Regions from separate parts of the Homo sapiens genome. Here region 1 is linked to region 2. Evidence: chromatin contacts called from ENCODE Hi-C data. All regions are on one chromosome and are shown on one strand. The core of a region is the stretch at or near the end of the contact, and the rest is flanking DNA. Distances in the headings are between cores, read along the strand shown. Region 1 overlaps FRMPD1 (FERM and PDZ domain containing 1). Region 2 holds the start of POLR1E (RNA polymerase I subunit E).

Evidence for each region. A loop is a pair of places that touch in the nucleus more often than their neighbours do. Pooled maps may share reads with other maps.
Region 1: a map with no recorded cell type shows a loop between it and region 2 (4-fold over the local background). The contact joins the enhancer-like site here to the promoter of POLR1E in region 2. A Hi-C loop is called at or near these places in 1 of 168 maps with a recorded cell type or tissue (Caco-2), 1 of 37 single-sample maps with no recorded cell type and 5 of 50 pooled maps.

Annotation. Positions count from the first base shown.
Region 1 is chr9:37,690,184-37,694,343 of GRCh38, reverse strand. FRMPD1 (FERM and PDZ domain containing 1) reads right to left here. Exons shown (of 16, transcript NM_014907.3): 2 at 1,602-1,706. The coding sequence starts at 1,702. Among named protein-coding and RNA genes, the nearest start is that of FRMPD1, 41 kb to the right of the region's middle. Within about 2 kb of position 1,568, at least 3 of the 41 ENCODE cell types and tissues checked have a DNase peak (open chromatin) inside an H3K27ac peak, as active enhancers do.
Region 2 is chr9:37,484,655-37,488,385 of GRCh38, reverse strand. It overlaps POLR1E (RNA polymerase I subunit E), which reads right to left and starts at 2,438. Exons shown (of 12, transcript NM_022490.4): 1 at 2,263-2,438; 2 at 1,580-1,683; 3 at 447-523. The coding sequence starts at 2,338. RefSeq lists a silencer at 2,311-2,640 and an enhancer at 2,382-2,973.

The sequences.
Region 1 (4,160 bases), core at 319-2,818, 210 kb before region 2:
CTCTTTCTCTGCGAGACTTCTCAGAGCCTTTAATCTGTATTACATGCATAATGTGTATAATAAATCACCAAGTCGGGGAAGGCAGAAGTAGGATATAGGATGCATCATTTCCCAAACATGTATGGCCACAGAATCTCTTTTAATGGAGCAGCATCACACAGGACTAGGTTTTGCAGACCCCACTGTGGGAAACAATGTGCTTAGCAGTTTTTCCATTCATTCATCAGGCACTACCTGACCACCTACAACACTCATGCAAGACAATCACTTCTGGGCCATAGAGATGAAGCCAATACTTTCCTGGACCTCACAGAAGGCAGGTCTAGGAGAAAGGAAATGAATGGGCTCGAAAAGTTGAATGCACCAGGGGGAGCACAATGCCAGTGCTACAAATAAAATACTACGGGGTCCTATGGAGAAATTCATCCTGACTCTAGACAGAGGAAGGCTTCATGGAAGACCCAGCACTTCAGCCAAGCCTTAAGCTGCGGGGGGTTCTGGCCACATGGAGATGGGAGGAAGGGATATGGCCCAGGAGCCCAGGTCCAAGGGGTGAAAGAGAAGAGAGGGTGCTTGTAGTAGAATAATAAGTGTTCCCTTTAGCTGGAGCATACTGTGAAGGAAGCAGAGTAGTAAGACAAATAGCTGGAAAGGATTGCAGCTTGAAACGTCAGACCAAAAATGTTTAAGCTTCCTCCTATAATAAATGGGGACCCATCCAAGCTTTCTGAGCATTGGGTAAGAGTGGTCCTAAACAAGTCACTCTATGAGCCTTAGGTGTTTCATCTGTAAAAGGGAGCCCCATTTTATCTGACCTCGGTGTGTGAGGATCAGAGAACTTGGCCACAGGGCAGTGGAGCCCTGAGCAAAGTTTATTACTCAGCAGCAGAACAGCTGTTTCCAGTTCCTTTGGAAGAATGTGTGTCTCAGAAACACCTGACACGTGATATTTCATCTCTGTGGCAGGGCCAGATGGGAAATCCAAGCAAAAATGAACGCTTCGAAACAGAACATATTTGAAAGTTCTCCTGTAGCAGTCAAATCAGATCTGTATTTGATTTCATTTTATTTTGTTTAGAATGACATAGGGACTGCAAGGAAGGAACAGCTGCTGGAAACGAAGACACAGAAAGACACAGAAGACACAGAAAGAATATAAACGGCAGATTACCTGACCTTCATGTCAAGTACTAAGACAAGAGGTGTGTGTCTCTATGTGTGTGTGTGTCTGTGTGTGTGTCAGAGAGAGATCAAAAGAGTGTATGTATGAGTGTGTGCTCCAGAGAGTGTATATGCATGTGCGTATGAGTATGTATGAGTGTATTTCTGTGTGTATGTCTGTGTGTCAGTGTGTTTGTAAATGTTGTAAGTGTGTGTGAGTTGGGGTGTCTCTGTGTGTGTGTAGGTACATGTTGGGGGTAGGGTACAGGGAAAAGCACTCCAGCAAAATTGCTGACCTGTTTACACTGCTCCCACCATATGGTGTAAGAACAAAGCAAGCCGGAGACAGCAATCCCAAGGTGCGGCCAGGACCAGCACAAGCTCCTCCCCCGGGACACCAGACCTTTATAGACAGAAATCTGCAAACTCAGGAGGCTTACCGGGCCGAGCTGTCCCGGGAGCGCCGAAGCCATCTTGCCACCATTTGTTCTATTCTATGTGCTTTCCGTGTCTGGAATAAACTGGTCTCCAGCTCTTCCATTTACCTAAAAGGAAGAAGAGTGTTCTTAAGATGCTAACCAAAATACTCTAAAGAGGATTTTGATAAATCAGGACGATGCTTCCTTTATTTGCCCATTATAAGACATGCTAATCGAATAACTAGTGTTCTCCCTTAGTCTAAAATCAACATAAACAGGTGCTCAATGTTCACAGAGTGAACAACTTTAGCAACCCTCAATCTTGCAGCAAACAGACTGGGTTTGTATCTTAAACAGTTAAACATAAGGATGAGAGAGTAAAATAGATAACGTTTCTCAAACTTTGTGACTGTGACCCATAGGAAGAGATACACCTTACCATGTGACACCGTCCTTCCCTCTCCCAACTATGTGTGCAACCCTGGACAATGCGGTTCAGTTTTGCCTGCATCAGGAACCCCATGGACATGGAAGCATTCTTCATCACATTGTGCAGATTCCTCTGAGCGCTGCTGCTTTTGTTCAATCTTTTATACTTAATTTTTGAATAAGTATTTCACTTACATAATTCAACACTAGCTTATAAAAAAGATAGTTACTGTATTGTGTGCTTAAAAATTTAAGAGGGTAGATCTCAAGTGTTCTTATCATAATAAAAAATATGTAGACAGTGAAAAGTCTGTCTTATATCCTTCCTTGCTCCTACCCACCCAGTTCCCATGCCCATACATAATCACTGCTCTTGTTTTCCATTTGTCCTTCCAGAGTTTCTTTTCTTTTCTTTTCTTTTCTTTTTTGAGATGGAGTCTCGCTCTGTCACCCAGGCTGGAGTGCAGTGGCACGATCTTGGCTCACAGCAACCTCCACCTCCCGGGTTCAAGTTATTCTCCTGCCTCCTCAGCCTCCCGAGTAGCTGGGACTACAGGCACATGCCTCTGCACCTGGCTAATTTTTGTATTTTTAGTAGAGATGGGGTTTCACCATGTTGGCCAGGCTGGTCTTGAACGCCTGACCTCAAGTGATCTGCCCGCCTTGGCCTCCCAAAGTGCTGGGATTATAGGCATGAGCCACCACACCCAGACTGTCTTATTCTTTTAAAAAAATTATCTTGGAACACTTTTAGATGTATAAAAAGTTTGCAAAGATAATATAGGGTTCCCATATCCCTTCATTCAGCTTTCCCTAATATTAACATCTTACATAATTATTTTACCTTTGTAAAAATTAAGAAATTAACATTGGTACGATATTATTAACTGAACTATAGACTATGTTCAAATTTTACCAGTTTTTCACTAATGTGCTTTTTCTGTACCATGATCCAATCTAGGGGTGCTGATTTGCCCAGTGGCTCAGGAATTAGGGGCAGTAAGTACAGGAGAAAGCAAGGATGAGCATAAGGTTGAAAATATGGAAATACCTACCTAGACAACTATCTCTTTCCCATCCTACTGAAGATAAGAGGCTTATTTTCTGGAGAAAACGAACAAGAGAAGCTTGGGGAGACTAGGCACAATAGACGGTACAGGAATTAAAATAGAAGAAGTAAGTAAAACTCTTCTAACTGAATGACAAGACCTCTTCCTGTGCCCAGTTCTCTGAATACTGTCAGCGAGTACTTTATATCCTGCTATGGTTTGAATGTGTTCCTGAAGTTCATGTGTTGAAAACTTAATTTCCATTGCAACAGAGTTGAGAGGTGAAACTTATAAGAGGTGATTAGGTCATGCAGGCTGTGTCCTCATGAATGAATTAATGCCATTACTGTGGGTGTGAGTTCCTGATAAAAGGATAACTTTGGCCTCTTTCCACACTCTCTTGTGTGCTCTTTTGCCCTTCCACCTTCTTCCATGGGATGATACAGCAAGAAGGCCCTTACCAGATACCAGCACCTCAATATTAGACTTTCCAGCCTCCAGAATTGTGAGAAATAAATTTCTTTTCTTCATAAATTACCCAGTCTGTGATATTATATAGCAACACAAAACAGACTAAGACATGTCCCAAGCAAAAGATTAGAGAATCCTTCTCTGGAGGACTGAATAGCACCAGAGAAAAGACCTTCAGATATTGACATTTTCGGGATCCCTGCAGGGAAAAGGTAACTTGCTGCCAGATCATCTTGCATTGAAATGTATTAATCAATGAGCCAGACCCATCATACAAAGTTTCCAATTATTTGTTTTACTGCTTTACTCTTACTTATCAATAAATATCTAAGGAAAGCATGCATTATAAAAAACAGACCAAAACAAACAGAAAAATTCAGAAGAAACAGAGACAATGTAGAAAACAGAAGAAAAAAAATTTCAATCTATAACTTAAATCTTCAAAAAGATAAAGTATTATATTCATGAAACAAGAAGAGGATTTTTTAAAAATAAACTATCAGAGAATAAGAACGAACATTTGGAAATTAAAAATAAGGCAGCTAGAATAAAAAATTCAATTATTAATAAAAACAGAAAAATAAAGTCAATGAAAGACTGTAGGAAGAGTAACCAAAGCCAAAGACAGAGA
Region 2 (3,731 bases), core at 1,189-3,688:
CAGTGATGCGCAGAGTTACCCAGCCACTCAGTCAATCAGCAGCACAGCTGGATGGGAATCCCAGGCTCCTCTTTCCCAGTCCAGAGCCTTCAACACTACCAAGTTCTTTACCTGTCGTTAGTTCCCAGGTAAACTTCACGCAAGCTTTGACCTACTAGTCACACATTCCAAATTAATGGAGAGACCTGCCTTTTGGAATAAGACAGCTATAAATAAACAAGATTACAAATGAATGAGGTTTTTAGGAAATTCAAGTTATCTTTCCTTTCCAGCAACGTCTACACGTGCAGGGAAGGGCTCTGGGTCTAATAGGAACACAGGGATCACCTAGTAAACCTCTCTAGATGGCTCCTGCTACCCTTAAAACAGACAGGAAACAGCAGTGCCAGTGCTGCCACCACTCCCAACCCCATCACCCTTCCCACTGTCCCTTCCCCTGCCATTACCTGCACAAAGTGTTGCATTTGAGGGCTCCAGTCCCAAAATTGTTTCCCACATAGGAGAGCCTATCTGTTTCAGCTGCCTAAAATGCAGAGAGGGGAAACTCCATTTACAACCAATGTTGAAAGGTATTAAGCATCATTTCTCTTTTCTACATTTGCTGAGGCTTTTGAATCCAGACTCACAATGGATTAGAACTAGTTCATCTCTGGCAGATGATCCAGCCCCACTATCTCTAAGGGAATATGGGGTGTCCCTGCAGGGGAAGCAAGACGACTTCTGGAAGAGAAGCCTCAGATGGTGCTAGCTTCTAAATGGTATGAAAAGCTCTTGGGGGAATTCTGCCACAAGACTTGAGAGAGAGGCCCTGGGCTTCTGGCACTTAAAGGTATGCAACAAAGTGATTCTGTAAGCAATCTCTCTTTGGCCTGTTCTTTGTATACTCTCAGGACCATGGCTGATTCACTCCCCAATCATAAGCAAGCTTTCCTGCTTCTCTGCATTTGTCCTCACTATCCTTTTCACTCGAAACACCAAACGTTGACTGCCAAACCCTCATTCCAGCCTTCAAGGCTCAGCTCCAACATGACCTCACCAAGGAAGGCATTCTGGCAGAGACCTCTCCTCCCACTGAGCTCACTCTGCCCTGTACTCTTCCCCACGTGGCCTCAGAGCTTTGTGTAAAAGTGTCCCTCACAGCCAGTTCTCATCTCTCTAGAGCAGAGGTTCTCAATCCAGGGAAATCCACTCTGGTGCTACTGGCATCTAATGAGTAGAGACTAGGGATGCTGCCCCCACAGCAAAGAATTATTGGCCCAAAAAGTCAATAGTCCTGAGGTTGAGAAACCCTGCTCTAGAGTATGAACTCTGAGTGGGGCTAGGCCTGATTTGGCTGTTTTCCTAGAAGCTTGCAGCACAGGGATGCAGAGGGGCAGGTTCCATAAATGCTTGTTGAAAGAACAAATGAATGAAAGATGGAGCCTGTCCCCACATCCCAGGCTGCTGGGCATCAGAGTTCTTCAAAGCTCCATTTGCTACTACTCCCCTTTTTCTCCCCTCACTCCCTCCCACATCCACCCACTCCCAGGGGCCTTCTGAGCCCTGCAGAGTGGAGACAGCTGGCAACTGCTTCACTTACCAGGATCCGTTGATTCCTCTTCCTGGGGTTGGTGGAATCTTTGTTCTCATACAAGGTAAAGCGCATGTTGCCTGGACTCTGTAGCTTCCCGTTGGAGAACTGGACTGTAAGAGTGCAGCCCAAGAATGAGATGAGAGCAGAAGGCCACACAATGTACCACACAATGTACGGTGGGACTAGACTGTCACTGGGAGGGAGTGTCAGAATGGGGATGGCAAGGAAGCTCGGGTCCTGACCCAAAGGGAACTGGAGGAGATCCGGGGCCAGCTGAGAAGAGGAGGTAGGGAGGTGGGAGAACCCTGGGGAGGGGCTGTGACAGGAGGGAATGTCTCGCGGAAGGAGGCTGACAGCAGAGGCCTGGTACATACCTAAAGTGACAGAAGGAACCCCTGCCCAGTGAAGAGAGGGAAATGGGGGAGGCGGGAGACCTGGTGGGTGAGGGGGTCAGCAGGGTCCTGGACACAGCTCTGGGGAGCGGGTGAGTGGGATGTCCCAATCTGGCTGGGAGGTAGTGACAGAAAGACGGACAGGGGAGCCCTGACAGAGCCCAGGGGAGTGGTGGAGACTAGAGGGGTCCCGGCCCCGCTGGGGAGAAGCCCAACGGAGGGCGAGAGGACAGCTGAGGTACCGAGACGGAAGGGGAGAGGGTTAGAGGAGCACTGCTCCAGCTCCGCAGTCTTTACCCAGTACAGCTCTCTGGCTCCCGTCGGGCGCCCCACAATACTGCCACCTCGCACTCGGCAACACCTCCGCCGCCATCTCGCCTGTCTGTCCGCCAAGCACAGGAGTTAAGACAGCAGCAGCCACAAGCGCACTTTTAAACACGCGGGAGCCCAGGCCGCGCTGCGGGCCGGAAAAGGCGTGGCCCCGCCGGGCACCGCCCACAGCGCGCGAGCCGCGTGTCCCCGCCCCCCGCGTAGAGAGGCGTGGTCTCCGCCCACAAGGTGCCACACACCCGCTTGACTGGCCGAGGCGCAGCACCTGATTGGCTCAGCGCTCGCGTGCACTCTGGGTTTTGTAGGTCCAGAGCCCGAGGCGCCAAAGGCTTCAGCCTAAGCTTGCTATGAGCCTTCTTCCGGCTCAGCACCTTCTAAAGAGAGTGTCGTCTCTCTCTCCTACCGTGACAAACTCATCTTCCCAAGACCTGAAGGACCAAGTTCAAATTTAGAATTCTCTGACAGGAACTGCTTGAGCCCCAACTAAATGTGGCCGCTGGCGAATAGCCGCCCCTCTCTAGGGCTTCCCACCCACCCACGTGGACATCCAGCTCTAGGTACAAACTTTGTCCACAGTCCGACAAACAGCTCCCCGCCATGGGCTGTGGCGTGCACACCTGTGGCCCAATCAACACTGAGGTGATGGAACAGAAGCCCAGCCAACCCCGGAGCCTTTGGGCAGGAGATTCTGGACTGGAATAGAAGAGGGAGTCCGAGCTGATGGACATGTCCCTTTTTCACTGCGGATTCAACCCTTCTTCTGCACGGGGAGTTTTCAGAGCAGAAAGAAGGCGAAAGCAGGGCCTTTAAGCATGGACGCTGGCCGAGGCCCCCTTTGCCCAAAGATGCGTACTATTGAAGGGCAAGAACTCCGGTTGACTCCCCTCTGTCTTCCAAATCACCTTCTTTCAAGACTCTTTTCCTTCCACACACCCTCAACACCCGCCTCCAACACCCAGGATCCTAGGAATAACCCTAAAGCCTGCATGCCCCTTTGCCTGAGCACTTGTCACGCTTTTCTAATTACCCAATCTCAAACGTAAAGAAACACTGCAAGAAATGTTTTTGCCCTGAACCATTTAGAGTAAGTTGTCAACCTGATACCCTTTCAACCCTGAAGACTATAGTATTTCCTACAGACATTCCCTAAATAACAACACAGCCATCAGAATCAGCAAATTGCCGGGCGCAGTGGTTCACGCCTGCAATCCCAGCACTTTGGGAGGGAGAGGCAGTTCTATCCCTTGATTCCAGGAGTTTGAGACCAGGCTGGGCAACATAACAAGACCCTGTCTCTACAAAAAATAATATTAGCCATGTGTGGTGGCGCACGCGTGTCGTCCCAGCTACTCGGGAGGCTGAGGTGGGAGGATTGCTTGAGCCTAGGAGGCAGAGGCTGCAGTGAGCTGTGATGGTGCCACTGCACTCTAGCCTGG